Regions from separate parts of the Homo sapiens genome. Here region 1 is linked to region 2. The links are chromatin loops, found by intact Hi-C in ENCODE. Cell type or tissue: Calu3. All regions are shown on one strand. Links, peaks and the distances in the headings refer to the core of each region. The heading gives the core; the rest is flanking DNA.

Region 1 (5,955 bases), core at 1,264-5,263, 80 kb before region 2:
CTATAACATCCCACCTATCCTGAACCCCAAGTGTAAATAGTCAAGAAAATCATTGGTAACACCAGCCTATTGACAGACGACAAAAGAAACTGGGAGTGTTGGGGTCTGGGATTCAATTCTGATGTGGCTCTAGTAACTGGAGATATAAAAATGTTTGGCCGTTATGCTATGGTACAAACTAGGTGGCACTTAAGATCATTAATCAAGCCAAATCAATAGAGAAATGTGTCAAGCAAATTATTTCACACGGAAACAAATGTATGAAAAGCAATTCCTGCCTTCATGGAGTTCATTCTCCAAAACAAGCAAATAAAGCAGGAAGAAAGCATGGGGGCAGAGGGGTTGTAGGGGGAGGGAGAGCATCAGGAAGAATGGCTAATGGATAGTGGGCACATACCTAGGTGATGGCATGATCTGTGCAACAAACCACCATGTCACACATTTACCTATGTAACGAACCTGCACATCCTACACATGTACCCCGGAAATTAAAAGTTAAGGGAAAAAAAGAAAAAAGAAAACTGACTCTGATTGTCACTCTGTGGAAATAAGGAGGCAGGGATGCTCCTCTGCTGACCAGGCACTGCCCTTCAAAGACCAGGGACAGCCTGCAGGTGGCAACCTTTGCAGGTCTGCTTTCCTTCTCTCCCCAGCAACACGCCACCATTATGTGGAGTTTAATTCTGGTTTGAGTTAATAACGCAGGGAGAACTATTTTACACATTTGGTCTCTCTGGTAGATGACATTAGTACAAACATTAAAATGATGCTTCCCATGTGGGCAAAAATGTGGAAAAAAGAGAACCCTCATACACTCTTGGTGGGGATGTAAATTAGTACAATCACTAAGGAGAACAGGTGGGAGGTTCCTCAAAAAACTAAAAATAGAGCTAACATATGATTCAGCCATTCCACTTCTAGGTATATACCCAAAAGTAAGGAAATCAGTATATCTAAGGGATATCTGCACTCCCGTGTTTATTGTAGCACTATTCACAATAGCCAAACTCTGGAAGCAATCTAAGTGTCCATCAACAGACAAACGGATAAAGAAAATGTGGTACACTCACAGAATAGAGTACTATGCAGCCATAAAAAGAACCATACTCTGTCATTTTCAACAACATGGATGGAACTGGGGGTCATTATATTAAGCGAAATAAGCCAGGTACAGAAAAACAAACTTCATATATTCTCACTTATCTGTAGGAGCTACAAATTAAACAATTGAACTCATGGAGATAGAGAGTAGAATGATAGTTACCAGAGGCAGGGTAGGATAGCCAAGGGTGGGCCTGGGAAGGGGGAGGATGGAAAAAGGGCACAAAAAAATAGGAAGAACAAATAAGACCTAGTATTTGCTAGCACAACAAGGTGACTATAGTAAAAAGTAATTTAATTGTTTGTTTAAAAATAACTAAAAGAGTATAATTGTATTATTTGAAACACAAAGGATAAATGCTTGAGGTAATACCCTATTTACCCTGATGTGATTATTACATATTGCATGCCTGTATTAATGTATCTCATGTAATCCATAAACATATATATCTACCATGTACCCACAAAAATTAAAAATAAAAATTAGTGATGCTGTTCCCCAAGACTGGCATTTTAGAAGAAAGAGTGATTTTGAATCTGTGCTTGTGATAACTACAAATGTACTAATCATAGTACATATGATCACAGAATACAGGTGTGAATCTGACGCCCTTTTTTTTTTTTTTCATTAAGCAATGGCCCTGGTATTGCCAATAGGAAGCAAAATGACTTGAGCTAGTTTCATTCAGAACAGCCAGGTGGGCATGTTTTCTAAGAACAGGAATTAGCTATGATGAATGATCAGATTAAGCTTTTAAGTAGCAAAAGACAAGGCTTGTTTCTTTGGCTTAAAGCTAATGGCTTAAATGCCCTTTTTTTAAAAAAATCGATACTCAGATTAAAGTTACCCAGTGGAAAGAAAAATTAGGCCAGGTGCCGTGGCTCACGCCTGCAATCCCAACACTTTGGAAGTACGAGGAGGACAGATAACCTGAGGTCAGGAGTTCGAGACCAACCTGGCCAACATGGTGAAACCCCATCTCTACTAAAAATTCAAAAATTAGCAGAGTGTGGTGGCACGTGCCCTGTAATTTTTGTAGTCCCAGCTACTCAGAAAGTTCAGGCAAGAGAATCACTTGAGCCTGGGAGGTGGAGTGCAGTGAGCAAGGTCGTGTCACTGCACTCCAGCCTGGGCAACAGAGAGAACTTCTGTCTCAAAAAAAAAAAGAAAAGAAAAAAATTAATAATGATTTTTTAAAAATCAGATAATGTTGCTCTGTGGAGTTAATGTTATCTCACAATTAATCCAACTTCTCTAAGTCACAAATGAAGCAGGTAAAAAGTTGAGAGATTAAAGCAAAATTTCCATTCAACAATGGTTTTACAGGTTGCAATACTGGTAAATAATCCCTTATGTAAGAAAAATACAATGAGAGATAGTAGACTGTAATTACCAATCAATATTCCTGTAAAACCAAATTCTAGACAATATTATCAAAAACTTAGTTAATTTAATAATTATCTTCCATAGTAAAAAGGAGTAATTTATTTACGCTTATTGCTATAAACTTTATTCCACGGAATTGTAACCTGATTTCAATAGGGTAGTCAAATTCAGGGTGCTTTTTAGTTAATAAAAACTGCAAACCCAGAATGGCATTAAAATATCACTATTTTAATTTTCTAATCTTCCTTTATCTTCTTCATGAGAGCTACAGACACCAGATTAATCAACTTGTTTATGGGTAATGCCTTACTTTGTTTGTTTTTTTCCCTTGAATTTTTTTATTTAAATAAGTCTTTGTCTTAAAAGAGTATATCATCAGTCAAAATAATGCTAACACTTCTGAAAATATTTTCATTTTCTGACATGCACCGAGGTGCCATAAAGTAGTGTTGACAACTCCATCTTTAGCATTCCACAAATCTTACAGAGATATATCATCAGAAAACCACACAGTCTATATCTGGGCTCTGACAAAACTGAAACATGGCCTGCCAGCCACAGATAAGGTTTTGAAATGTTAGTCACTGAAAAGGTGATAACAGAAAGAAGGATCAAATGCATGTACACCTTCACCTTTGGACGCCTGCGGTTTTGAGCCGTGCCACTTTGGTAAAAGATATTGCCATTTGGCCTCTTGGCAAAATCAGTGGATATACCGAGTGTGATACAACATGAAAACACATGATGAACTTGGAGTTAAGTGTGTTGGAATTAAGAGGTGCTAAGAAGCAATGACACAGCATCTTTAGCAAATAGGAGAGTGAGAGGCTCAGGGTAGGAGCAGCTTGGGACAGAGCTGGAGGGATCAAAGCAACATGCCATCGTGCAGCTGCCAGCAGTGGCACAAATGGAAACTAGGAAACACTTCAGAGAAAGTGGAAACTTCTTCCTCATCATCTTCATCTTCATTGTCTTCTATTTTAGTCACTAAGTGTTGTGGGATTTCATGCTGTTCTCAATTTTATATGGAAATTTTAATAGATAGAAGGGGACAAAAACTCATTAGACTAGACCTGGACATGAAATACTAAACCAAAGGATTTTTTGTTTAGAAAAGACTCTTTTAAAAAATATAACCAGAATAATCACAAATATTACCTTTAAGATAGAATTTATAATCATTCACTTCTTAATGATTCCTCCTCCATGCCATCTATTTTCAAACAAAGCTGAGTTTATGGCCATCATACGAGATTACATTCCCGTGCAGTTGCAGTATTTCTTCTATAATGATTTATTTAAAAGGGCTTCACCATGATAGCTCTCCAACTTTGTTCCTTCCTGTGTATCACTGTTCAGGGTCAAAAGCTGGGAAAAGGGCTGGTCCCTAAGGCCTAACATATTTCACCAGTGGAGACTCTGGCTTTTCACTTCTCTTTCTCTCCTCATCACTTTATGCTTAAAGAAGAACAGATGTGGAAACGTTTAGAAAAAGACTAATTGAATTTCACATAACACAATTTAGCATTGTTTGAGGAAGTACCTAAATCAACAGCACATTTTCCAAAGTCCCAGACTCGCCTAATTAGAACACCAAACGTGTGACTAATTGGCCACACTTCCACCAAAGGCTCTGCTGCAGATGAGCTGTCGCCGGTTCCCCTCGCCCCAGCTGAGGCTGGCGGTCTGGCTATGAGGCAAAGTGGTTGCTCTAAATGAGCTGGGCAGAGCATAATGGAGAAAGGAACTTGGAGAACAAATCCACATGAAGCAGGAGAGGAACTGGAATGTGTACGCTGCGGCAGCATCCAGAAAATTACCAGGAGATTATCAGTACATAAATTAAGAGATACTTGGGGCTCTGTAATTGGGACCATTAATAGCCTGCTCTTTATCATTTCAGCTTCATGGTCTTAGAACTTGACATCTAATTAAAATATAGTCTGATATCACCAGCAAAGGCTCCACTTAACCCAACCCTTCAACACTGGCAGATCTGTTTTTTGCATGCAACAGGAGGCTTTCTTTTTTTCTCACTTTATTTCCTGATGGTGTGCAGGAAAGTGTGTGGGGAAGAAGGAGCACAATTAGAGGAAAGAGAGAAGAGATTCTGGGGTTGTTTCTATTGTAAAACTCTGAACATTTTGCTTTAGGGAGTCTATATTCCCTGCTTTGTCCCCTAAGTATAAAACCCATGGAACTGGAAGTGACTTTAAAAGTCATTTGGTGCAACTTTTGCATTTTATAGATGAGGATTCTGGGGCCAAGAGAGGTAAAGTAATTTGCCTAGGGCCACACATCTCTTTGGTGACCAATTTAGGATGAGAAATCAAATGTATGACACTCCATATCTAGTGCAATTTATACCTCCTCTTTTGTGCTTGAGCTGATGTTAAGAGAGTAACATTATGTTTCACAATTACCTAATGATGTGCCTCTTCAATCCCAATCTTTTATTATTATTATTATACTTTAAAGTCTGGGATACATGTGCAGAACGCGCAGGTTTGTTACATAGGTATACATGTGCCATGGTGGTTTGCTGCACCCATCAACCCATCATCTACATTAGGTATTTCTCCTAATGCTATCCCTCCCCTAGGCCCCCACTCTGCAACAGGCCCCAGTGTGTGATGTTCCCCTCCCTGTGTCCATGTGTTCTCATTGTTCAATTCCTACTTATAAGTGAGAATATGCAGTGTTTGGTTTTCTGTTCCTGTGTTAGTTTGTTGAGAATGATGGTTTCCAGCTTCATCCATGTCCCTGCAAAGGACATGTACTCATTGCTTTTTATGGCTGCATGTATTCCATGGTGTATATGTGCTACATTTTCTCTATCCAGTCTATCATTGATGGGTATTTGGGTTGGTTCCAAGTCTTTGTTATTGTGAATAGTGCTGCAATAAACATAGGTGTGCATGTGTCTTTATAGTAGAATAATTTCTAATCCTTTGGGTATACACACAGTAATGGGATTGCTGGGTCAAAAGTTATTTCTGGTTCTAGAACCTTGAGGAATCGCCACACTGTCCTCCACAATGGTTGAACTAATTTACATTCCCATCATCCGTGTAAAAGCGTTCCTGTTTCTCTAAATCCTCTCCAGCATCTGTTGTTTCCTGACTTTTTAATGATCATCATTCTAACTGGCATGAGATGGTATCTCATTATGGTTTTGCTTTGCATTTCTCTAATGACCAGTGATGATGAGCTTTTTTCATATATTTGTTGGCTGCATAAACATCTTCTTTTGAGAAGTGTCTGTTCATATCCTTTGCCTACTTTTTGATGGGGTTGTTTGATTTTTTCTTGTAAATTTATTTAAGTTCCTTATAGATTCTGGATATTAGCACTTTGTCAGATGGATAGATTGCAAACATTTTCTCCCATTCTGTAGGTTGCCTGTTCACTCTGATGGTAGTTTCCTTTGCTGTGCAGGAGCTCTTTAGTTTAATTAGATCCCATTT
Region 2 (5,955 bases), core at 871-4,870:
GGAAAAAAATCTTTAGCACATGGTGAAATACACAATTTGTTGGCAAAGCCACAGTAGCACTTTTTTGGTGTAAATTTCTCACAGTCCATCCAAAATTATTTGAGATGACTTCTAAATAGAGCTAATTGATGAACAGATTAACATGAATAAAGTTCTTCATGCCAGTCTTGAAGTTACTAGTTCTCAAATAACATTGCTGATCATTTAGCCTCATAGGGCCTGCTTTATTTTTGAAATTCCTCTATACATGCTTTGCAATCAACACTTCCCTTTCAAACGCCTTGTTCTACCTTCTTTATTAAAACACCCTTTGTGTGACAGCTCACCAAGCACCTTTCTACCTCCCAAGCCTGACCTCTTTAGGAGAGGTTCCACTGTGCTTTTCTTCCCCCATTGATACTAACGACATAATGGAGGTGTTGATGTTTTTCAAACACTAAAATTGAGCAAGTCTTGAAATAACTGACCTACAGTTGATTTGGGCCAAATAAGTAATTTACAGCTTGCCTCTCTACCTTGGTGTTAACTCACTGTAAACTTCAAAGTTCTTTTGGGTACAGAGGGAAACCTGGAAAAATATTTGCATTTATAGGTTAAGTCAAAATATATATTCCCAGAGCCCCTCCCTTTGAGGAAGCCCATAAGTTTTAACATAAACTTTATTTATATGTAAGAGTTACTACAAATTATACCTGAAAAGGACTTTATCATTTAGCTCAAGCTCTACTGACAAATGAGGAAACTGAAACCCAGGGAGATGATTAACTTGCTCAAGTTGACACAAATCAGTCACACTTGAAATATGGCTGCCTAGGCTGGGTTCCTAGGACACATTTTGGAGGTACAACAGTGAGCGTCCAGGTCCAACCTAGAGAGTGATGGTAGTGCCACCAGAAGATGGCATTCCTATCATGATGATGGAAAAAAGGCCAAGTTCAAAGCCAGAGATGCATTGCAGTTGTTCATACTACAGCAAGAAATTTAGGACAGTGAGCAATGTTAGGGTTTTGAAGGCCTATTTGTAGGGAGGCTGTAGCTGTGTGGCTGGGGAAAAGCCTCATGATTTAAAGGAGTTATGTGGAACTGGACTTTGTAGAGTTATTTATACATATGTGACCCATTCTGGACATTTCCTTTTAGGAAACTGTGTTTTTCATCAAATCTCAGAAGGAACTCATATTTGGGAAAGGTCAATCCTGATCCCTGCAGCAACACCACCAATCAGTGATGCAATCCTAGGTTTATCAACAAGGCTCCTCAAGTTTGGCTGCCAACAGAAAACTTCAACTAATAGCTGTGTTGTTAGTCCCACCTTTGGTGTTTTCTAGCCATATTCTGTGTTGTAGTCAATGGCTCTATCTCTTGAGCACTAAATGTGTGAGACTGATAATGTCTTAGCATTGCTGTTGTCTTTGGAAATCCATGCAGCACTCATATCTGGCCTCCTCAGCTGGATACATCTTCTTTCCTTCACTTATTTCCCCTTTCCTTGAGGGTCAAAACGATAACAATATATATATACTTTCTGGCTCTGGGATGTGAGCATCAGTTGTCGTGATAGGGTAGAAGAAAGAATGGAGTTTGTCTATTGGTAGGAAGCAAGGACTACTCATCTGCTGGACTGATGGCCCCATAATAAAATAAGAGTGAACAAGTAACACTGGCTATCATCAGAAATAGTGAAGACCATGCAGTGTAGCTACAGAGCTGTCCTCTGTAGTAAATGCCCTCATCTCTTCAGAGCTCCGTCCCCTACACATGTATGTTTTGTCACTTCATGCCACTCGAAGGGAAGATAGCATGGTACCTTTACCTACGCCAACGGAAAGGCAGTGAACACTACTACTGAGACAGCCTTCCACCAGTTTCTGTCTTCTCCAAGGCTGATGGGTTTCCTTCAAAAGAAAATAGTTACTATGTGTAGCCTTATCAGGTCAGCAGAGTTATTGTACTGGAGTTAATGAATATCTTTTTATTGTCTCTAATGGGAAACAACTACTTGCTTTCAGCATGATGTGTACGTAGCAGAAAGAGTATGGACAGAAAAACCTGTGCATATCCAGCTGTGTGAGTTTCAGCAAATTATTTAGCATCTCTGAGCTTCAATTCCCTCATCTGTAACATAGAGAAAATAAGAGTCTATTGTGAAGAATTATATGGATTAAATAAAATGTTATTTGGTTATATGAAATGTTAATTATAGTTATAATCTGATACATATTGAGTGATTAATATATGATTATTCAGCTCCTTCCCAGTGGTAAAACAAACAACACTGTTCCTTCTCATCCATGAGGGAGAATAAGAAGAAAGGGGAAGAGAAGGGAGGAGTTTATTCCCTTTAAGGATAACTTATTTCTATTATTTAGGGATATTGTAATTCCTCTGCATTGGCAGCCTGAATGTAGATTGAAAATACTGAAACTCCTGCACCCAACATGCATCAAAAAGATGAACTTCAGGAAATAAAGAAGTGCTATATATTGTCATTATAGGAAACTATGGTAGTAGGAATGCTAGTAGATTTACCAACTAAACAGTGGAGTATAATCAAATATCTGTTCCATAACTAAACTAAACATGACCATTTAGTACATTTGTGCCAAATATGAATCATGAGATAGGTGTTTATTTACCAGCATATCTCCTTACAGAAAAGCAAATAGTGTTCCCACATAGCTAGAGATTCAACTTGTCTCACTTCCTACTTTGATAAGATATTGAACTATTTCTTTATAAAACTCCTTATGGGCTATTCAAGATTTTTCATGGATTTTTAAATCCTTAATTAAAACAAAATCCACCAGAAATAATGAAGTGGGAAGCAAAAAAAAATCATTTCATTACATAATCATTTTTAGAGTCTATTCTCTAGGATGTATTATTTTATGCAATCAAGATTTTACACATCCATAAATGGCATTCACATTCTATTTGGTCATAACTGTTACATTAAAAAATTAATTCATCTTATTTGTAAATTTGTTTTCAAGAGTATTTATCTCAAGCTACTTTTCCACAGGGTAAAAGTCTAAGATTTCTTCACTAAGATAACTTCAATACAGAACTTCTATTGTTATTTTTTGCTTTTAGTAAAAACTATTTTCCTTTATTTAATGCAACATATACTTATATTTAATGTGGTATTTTTTGCCACATTAAATATGCGTAGCTTGTTGACAGACTCAGAGACCAGAAAGGATGTATAACATTCCCCCAAAATACTGTGGCCAGCACCTAACCAAGAGTGGCCAATGGCAGCAAGCCCAGGAGGGAGCAGGTAGAGCACACCCATGCTGCAGTGGCCAGGTCAGCCTTACCCCAGCATGACTCTAATAGGTGGTCACAGTCCTCCTGGAAATGACTTCCCACGACCTGCTGTTGGCCACGATACAAGGAGTCAGATAAATGATCAGAGCTGATGACTAAGCCCAGCAGGACCGGGCTTAGCTCAGGCAGCCACATTCAGGCAGACACTGGTACAGTAAAAACACACAAAATAGCACCATCAAAGTTCACTTCCTTCTATGCTAGCGTGGTTTAATGCTTTTGGGCCAGACAGAGCATTGCCCACACTCTGAATCACAGACCATATTATAGAGAGTTTATGAAGGTCTTATGAAGGTTAAATAATTTTTCAAAGCTTTATGAACTTTAACAGTAGAAATGCCAGTTTGCTTATTGTTGTTAATCCTGAAAGTGTGAAAAAAAATCTGAAAAAAGAAGCATCTTTTTTTTTTAACAAATGCCAATTGCAGGTTTTCTGAATTCCTACACTGTTCGTGATTTATTTTGTTTTCTATATTCCAACTGTGAACCACACTAAAACAGCAACCACAGTTGGTGAAAATATGATAGTACATAATGAACATTATTTTGACTTCATGGCAAAGCAAAAAGAGCCAGGAGCTACAATCAAGTCCCATTACACAATTAATTTTGAGACAAAACTATTTATCTAAAAAATTTTAAATTTCATGTGTTTTAGCCATTTTTAATATTATTTCAAAATTTTCAGTGGCTGAATGTTTACTCTTGTATATTTCCTAAACATTCCTTATGAATTACCAATCTAATAACCAAGAAAAGTATAAACTTTTACAGTTTTCCAGGTTCAGTGAGAATACATTGAAGAGCTAGCCAGGGGACAAAAGAGATGGATGTCCCTACTTCAGTAAACCTCAGTTGAATGCTTGAGATGTGCAAAACTCAACCTGGGCTTTCTAGAGAGACAGGTGTAAATTGGTTTCTTCACTTGAAGGAATTTGTATTTAGTGGTGAAAACAAGGCAACAAGTAAATAATGCCAATTTAAAGCTGATTATGTCAAAAGCCACGGGAGGGGCACTATGCTACTGCGTATGCAAAATGCTCTTGGATCAAAGGAGACCAGAGATCTAAAAGACTCTGCCCTGCTGAAAGCTCTGACTTCACTACTTCCAGATTCTCCCAAGATATGGAAAAATATTCAGAATTAAGGTGGAAGTGTCAGAGTACCTTTACTCTAAATTGCTCAGTTAACTCACAAGTTTTTATAGATCCCATGTGATCCTAAACAATTGTGTTATGCATGCTTCCTGATCAATTTTATTGACCTCTGATAGACTGGTAAAAATAACTGGGAAAATCTGTCACAGAACAGGATGCTTGGAAAATGCTGCCATAATGACCTTTAATTGCTAGAACAGAGGCTAGTCTACTTACAAAATAAATGGAGAACCAAGGAAATCACCTGTGTGATTCAGGCAAAAATGACAACTTTGCTGAAACTGTCTGAATGGATTAGAGACATCTGATTTATTTGGATCTAATTTATTTGCATGACTGGTAAAGTTGTGTTAATCTGCATTATTTAGATGATCGGTAAGGTTGTAGTAAGCCAGGTGATGATCCACATTTCCACAGTCATAGTGGAGGAAAGCACAGTAGCATTACACCTGCCATTCTTTTATTCATTCAACATATAGTTGTCAGGTACCTATTGGGTGGTGGTGTGCTAGTAAAGGTTTAAAACCTGGCTGGTTGGAAGTGGAAGGGAACCCTGATTTGTAGTATTTGCTAATTTTCAAAGTGTTAATAGATCTACCGTGACCAATTTCAAGCTACCAAAATGAATTCACTGAACATGGGATTGGGATGAGATATGCATAGCACACTGTTATTCAGTATTTCCACCTATAGATATAATAGACATAAATAACCACAAGACCATAGACAATAAAATGTAGTAATTAGGAAATAATGGCTTTTTGGTATTTACTACCTCTGTTTTAAATATAATTTATTTAATCATCAGTTGCTATTGTTTAATTTTTAATAATGGCTGTTTGATAACCAGCTTACAATATTCCTGGGAATTTAACAATCATCTGTCATGAGCCAGCACACATAGGCTCCAGCACACCACTGCTGTTAGCTGTCAGACACCATATGCTTCAGGCAGGTGACCTTGGTGCTAGATGCATTTCCTGTCCTAATAGAGAGTGCAGTCTAGTGAGGCAGACAGATTAAAGACAAAGATTATTTAATTCACAATAGCAACAGATATTATAAAAGGGAAATAATGGGAAGCCCAGCCTTTTGTTGGGGCATGAGTGTGAGGAAATGTTAGGGAAAATGACGTCCCCGAGGGAGGGAGTGATTTAAACTCACTGATTTAAACTGAGGCTTGAAGGAGATAAGTAAGAGGCTAAGGCCAAGACTAAGATAAATGAAAAACAAAAAAGCTTTCCAGAGGAGGGAAGATCTGACCCAATAATCCTGTGTATGGATAGTAGTGACCAAGGGAGACAGCAGCAATCTAGCTGAGATGGTTAATGGGCAGACCATGCATAACCTCTTACATCCTCTTTAGCATTTGATTCTTTCCTAAGATAATGGGCAAGCATTGCAAGATTTAAATAATAGTAAGCAGTTGACAAGTTTATATTCATGTGTAAGATTACTTGGTCCACTG

The links. Hi-C counts contacts between places; a loop is a spot of excess contacts. Peaks named below come from ENCODE experiments on the same cell type or tissue, not always from the same donor. Only the 100,000 strongest peaks of a DNase experiment are listed, where the experiment ranks them.
Region 1: it touches region 2 in a loop (4-fold over the local background); 2 of 110 quality-filtered maps call a loop at or near these places.

What each region holds. Positions count from the first base shown.
Region 1 is chr6:84,544,771-84,550,725 of GRCh38, reverse strand. No RefSeq gene overlaps it. Among named protein-coding and RNA genes, the nearest start is that of LINC01611, 73 kb to the right of the region's middle. In Calu3, for the core only: no CTCF peak of the experiment used is centred there; a DNase peak (open chromatin) is centred at 3,115.
Region 2 is chr6:84,464,167-84,470,121 of GRCh38, reverse strand. All of the region lies in intron 2 of LINC01611 (long intergenic non-protein coding RNA 1611), which reads left to right. All of the region lies in intron 2 of LOC107986620 (a long non-coding RNA gene), which reads right to left. Among named protein-coding and RNA genes, the nearest start is that of LINC01611, 7.8 kb to the left of the region's middle. In Calu3, for the core only: no CTCF peak of the experiment used is centred there; a DNase peak (open chromatin) is centred at 3,351.